Regions from separate parts of the Mus musculus genome. Here region 1 is linked to region 2. Evidence: chromatin loops called from intact Hi-C (ENCODE). Cell type or tissue: left cerebral cortex. All regions are shown on one strand.

Region 1 (2,500 bases), 560 kb before region 2:
CTCCGCGGGAAGAGCTCTGGGGACCAATGCTTCCGGACCTCCTGGCGCAAGGTCTGGGACTTGCAAGGGAGGCTGGCTATGGTCTCCCTGGGCAGGCTCGTTGAACTCAAATGGCATAGCTTCTTCTGGTGGGGGGGTATAGGCTCCCAGGCCTGGGCTCGCGCCAGTGGGGGTCCCGGGCTCCAAAATCGCTGGGTTGAAGGCTTGGAGGCCTGATGGGGTCCCAGATGGTCCTGGCTGCTCCAGGGTGGGCCAGAAATCTCCCAGGCTGGGCTGTTGTGTCTCGAATGGCATGGCTTCCTCCGGAGGTGGGCTGTAGTCTCCACCCACTCGGACTTCCTCGAAGGCCTGGCAGGGGCTTTGGATGTCAGATTTGGAGTCTTCTGGGGGTCCACTGATCTCACTGCCAGTCTCGTCGGGGACGGGCTCATTGTTAGACGGTTCGGAGTCCGGTTCGGTCGCCATTTCTTCGGCTGGGCCAGCCCCAGCACCGGGGGCAGCTGCCCCTGGGGCTTCCAAAGGTTCTTGCTCGGGCTGCTCCCCGACTTCAGGGGGGATATCGTGTTGTCCTGACATATTATTGCCGTGGAGGCAGTTGAACATGCCCATAACACGGTGGCGACTTTTCAAAATAAATTTGGGGCCCCGTAAGACGGAGCACCCAGCCAAACTAGGGTGAAAAAAAATTTTTTTTTAAAAAATTCAAATTTTTGTTGGAAAGTTCTCCAGCCTCAGTTTCCAAACTTTGTAAGGATAGATAATCAGGGGCTAGAACCCAGGACCATGGCTGAAGTGAGTCATCTCTTGCTGGTGAAGTCTGTCACCTTCCTAGTTACACTTACCCCTTCGGGCTGTGGTCGGCCAACAACTTTAGGAACTTTTCTGTTCTCTCTTCGTACTTTGCTGTACTTTAGCTCCGCCTTCTTGGCATTTAAGAGCGTGCCGATTCGTCTCGAAAATCGTAAATAGAACTCTTTCTCTGCCGCCAGAGGACGCAGGTCTCAGTGCTGAGCCGGCTCCGGGAGCTGGCTCCCGGTGCCGGCTGCTCCCGACTTTGGGTAAGGGGGCTGATGAGCGGAGGCCTTGTAGGGACGTTCGGCTCCGTCCTCTCCTCTCCCGGACTGATTCCGAGTCTCTCTAGCTCGCTTTTTCCCTGGCCAGAGAGCGAGCGAGCTCTCTTGCGTTGCTGGGACACGTGACGCAAGACGTGGGCATTGGTCTGTTAGAGTACAGACGCTGAAAGCCTCCCTCCCCATCTGATTCTTCTCGAGGGGAGGAGGGACTGCAGGAGGGCTTTATCACCCCAGATTACCCCAGTATGCGGTAAATTCCTTATCTAAGGACCCCACACTCAGGCAATTACCCATACTCATCTCCAAGTCAGGAAATGGAGGCTTTAGGATACAAGGAAAGGGGTAGAGGCACACACACACACAAATGCGACAGGTGGTCGTGAGCCCACCGGAAGGGTAGAGACAGGGTGAGGAAGTGCCGAATGTAAACACGCAATTTGTTTCGTAAATGCTCTAGGGTACTTTTCTTTATTTCTTTTTTTTCCTTTTTTTTTCTTTTTTTAATGTTTATGTTTGCTGTTTGTTGGGGATGGCTCCAGCAAATCCCTTCAATGTCCCCCATCCCCATTACACCTCGGAGCTCTCAACAGTGGTATAGTGTGTTGTAGTCAGGGCTTGCTCTGTTTATATGGACGGTGATGCAGTAGAAATAAAGGTCTCAGCAGTGCACTGCAGAAAATCAAGCAAAGCCCCCTTAGGAGTTATTCATGTTTGCCGCTTTCGTGCAAATAGGGGAGGGGGCTTAAGGCTTACCGGAAGACCCCCCACCTAGCTCAGGTCTTGTACTTCTGTCTTCTGGGTAAAGGCAAAAGGAGATTTGGGGTGTAGTTGATGGCCCATTTAGGGTGGTCTCGCAGACTAGAAAACCTGAAATGCACTTAACCCACCGACCAACCGTGCCATGGTGGCAACAGCTGCCGAGACTCGCATCTTCCAGCCACCAGCGCCAGCTGCGGATTCCGTGTTCATTTCCTCTCTCAAGCCCTTCTCCAGCCCCCTTTTATCCCCTCCTCCTTCTGTTGTGAGCACCATAGAGCATTTGCTATACGTTGAACTGCAACAGTCCACCCAGGCGAAATTAAGCGCGGTCACAAAGCCTGCGGCTGCGCGCCCCTTGCGGTGCCGGGGTGGGCTCAGAGCTGCAGGAGTTTATACAGTCACATTGCCCGGTGGGCTCAGCGAATAATCATAAAATGCTTTAGGTCTGGGATCTGCAGATTATTCCTGGGCAGGGTTTTTTTGTTAATTGTTTGCCTTTGGGGTTCTGTTTTTTTTTGTTTTGCCGCGCGCCCGCGGCACGCGCACACCGCGGACATTTTGCCAGTAGGTAATGGCGATGGCGCGAGGCATTGTCTTTTGTTGCAATACAGCTAGGCAGTGGGCAGGTCTGGCCTGCAGGACCCTGAGAAAAGAGAGTATGAAGTGGT
Region 2 (2,500 bases):
CCTTGTCGCTAACAAGTGGGATCCCGATAAGTGGGGGAACCTCTGGTGACGAGGGTCCACATTTAAGTCGATGCTTCTATTGAAATTTTTTTGTGTATGTGTCTGTGTGTTTGTTCACAAGTGTGCCAGGCTGCACCTGTTGGGGTCAGCGGACAATGTGCACAAGTCGGTTCTCTCCTTTGACCATGTGGGACTCAGGGATTGAACTAAAGTCCTCAGCCTTGACAGCAAGCTCTTTATCCGGTGAACCATCTCCACAGCCCTGTGTTAGGCTGCCTAAGGTTTTTGTTTTCAGGTTGACTGGACGGCCTCTGCTTCCTTGTAAGAGTCACACTGCACACTCTGAACCTGGAAGGCAAGGTGAACAGCCACAGATCTGAAGCATTTCCCAAGAGTCTGTGGGTACAGTGGCTAAGTATCTGAACGTCTGAAATCAGAACTCAAATGCGACAACTAGATAAGAGCTGTGATCCTACGTTACTTCCCAGCGGTGGAGAAACGGGTGACTCTCGGCCACCCAAAATCGTGTGTGCCAGCTGTGGGCTACACGTGGGCAATACACAGAGGATCATATCAGCCAACCTCAAGTACACCTTCATAGAGTCCAGTTTCTTCCTCTTCCTCCTAGTGCTTACCACTGTATTCTGCCATCTTGCTTACTGGTTGTTGAACTTTATAGGCCTCCTGTGCCCAATCTCATGACTCAAACATGCAACGAAGCAAGGAACAGGCTGGGCATGGACCCTGTTGCCTCGTGGCCCTTAAAATTAGTGAATGGAAACATTCATGTGTACATACACACACACTTGTGTGTGTGTATGTACATATATGTACGCACATGTATGTATACACACTATCTATAACATGCGTATACCATGCATATATATTTGTCTACGTGCACCTTTTTAATCACCTGGGCATGCACCTTTACACACAGATGTATACAGAAAGTGTACTACACAGAAAGTGTGCACGGGCTTCGTGGGCTGTAACCCCGGCAGCTCGCTGCCTCGGGGGAGCTGATGGAAGGGTACTCAGGCAAACCGTTTCCATGCACTGACTCCACATGCATGCATTAGACGCCTGGTGCATGCGGGCCTCAAGCGGACAGTGTCCTGCCCTCAGGGCGCGTCCCTTCCGGCACCGGCCGCTGAGTGACAGCTCCCGGGCCGGCCGGCCGCTTACCTCGGAACTTGAGCTCGTGTTGTGGCTCGAGGCTCAGGACCTGTTCCACCTTCGCCATGGTCCTCCCCGTCGGGGGCGACGGCGCGGGCGGGGGGCGGCGGCCTGGGTGGCGGGGCGCAGGGGCGGAGGGCGAGGCCGCGGTGCCGGGCGAGCTCACGGCACGCACGACGTACCCACGCACGCCCCGACGCACGCACGTACGCACGTACGTAGCAGATGCCGGGCTCCGGCAGTGGCCAGCGGCTCCAGCGACAAAAGGGAGACTGCGCATGCGCAGGGTGTTCAGGGCCACTGCGCAGGCACAGACCGGGCGGTAGAGGGCGGAGCTTCCGAGACAGGGGGCGTGGCCTCTCGAGGCTTGGGAGGAGGGGCGGTCTCCAGTGAGACTGTTCAGTAAGCGCCTGCGGGGAGAACTGTTGTTAAGTGCTTTACTTAATAATAATAATTAACAAGAATAAACTTCCACTTTCTTCCCGCACGTGTGGTGCCAGGCTCTACTGAGCCTGAATATAATAAAGTACTTATTATTCTTACAAACACAATGTTTACGGGTTAGTGATATGTGCCAGGCCTTGTGACAGTTCATAAATAACAATTATAAATATAATAAACTGGCAATTATTGTTTGCTTATTTCGTGCCACTCCGCTGAATGCTTTCAGTAACTGTCATAAATAAAAGCTATTCTGCATTCAGTGTTTACCAAACCGCAAAGCGCTGCACTGAACCATTTGCTGATAGCATTACTTGTTTATGCAAGAAATATTTAGAAATACAATAACCAGAAAACGACCTGCTTCACACCGTGCTAGGACCTCACTGAGAGAATAAATTAGTTACACACATAAATCACATGACTAAAAGTAACTGAGAGCCTAGCTCTGTCTGATACCCAAAATAAGCCCTGTATGTTCCCATTGGCACGTGACTAGTATTTCATTGTGTAACGTATACTATGTAAAATAGACCTTCATAGCCTCCTCATCAAACATTCGTGTGAAGAGTACACATGACTCTATATGGCAGGAATATCCATGTTGTTCATGTACTTCCCATGTTCTATACACCTGAAGTTATTTTCATAATAAAAGTTTCCAAGGGGTAGTCTTTGTCTTTTAGCTTGTGCATCTAATCCATTTATACTTATTGTATTTGTTGGTGTACCTGGGTTTATTTCTGCTGCTTTACGTTGGTTTTCCCATTAGATGTACTGTTTCTTTTGGCCTCTCATTTCTTGCTCTTCAGGATTGTTTTCCTCTCCATCTGTTCTTTCCTTGTGTTCTGCTACTACTGCTTCATGTGTACTGAATCTATGA

The links. A loop is a pair of places that touch in the nucleus more often than their neighbours do. Peaks named below come from ENCODE experiments on the same cell type or tissue, not always from the same donor. Only the 100,000 strongest peaks of a DNase experiment are listed, where the experiment ranks them.
Region 1: a loop joins it to region 2, with 3 times the contacts of the local background. A loop is called at or near these places in 1 of 42 quality-filtered maps.

Annotation. Positions count from the first base shown.
Region 1 is chr2:174,295,971-174,298,470 of GRCm38, reverse strand. It overlaps Gnas (GNAS (guanine nucleotide binding protein, alpha stimulating) complex locus), which reads right to left and starts at 612. Exons shown (of 12, transcript NM_010309.4): 1 at 1-612. The coding sequence starts at 609. In left cerebral cortex, a CTCF peak has its summit at 983; a DNase peak (open chromatin) is centred at 1,069; H3K4me3 peaks cover 2 bases.
Region 2 is chr2:173,736,436-173,738,935 of GRCm38, reverse strand. Vapb (vesicle-associated membrane protein, associated protein B and C) reads right to left here and starts at 1,365. Exons shown (of 6, transcript NM_019806.5): 1 at 1,186-1,365. The coding sequence starts at 1,243. In left cerebral cortex, a CTCF peak has its summit at 1,503 (motif pointing right); a DNase peak (open chromatin) is centred at 1,458; H3K4me3 peaks cover 1,474 bases; H3K27ac peaks cover 619 bases.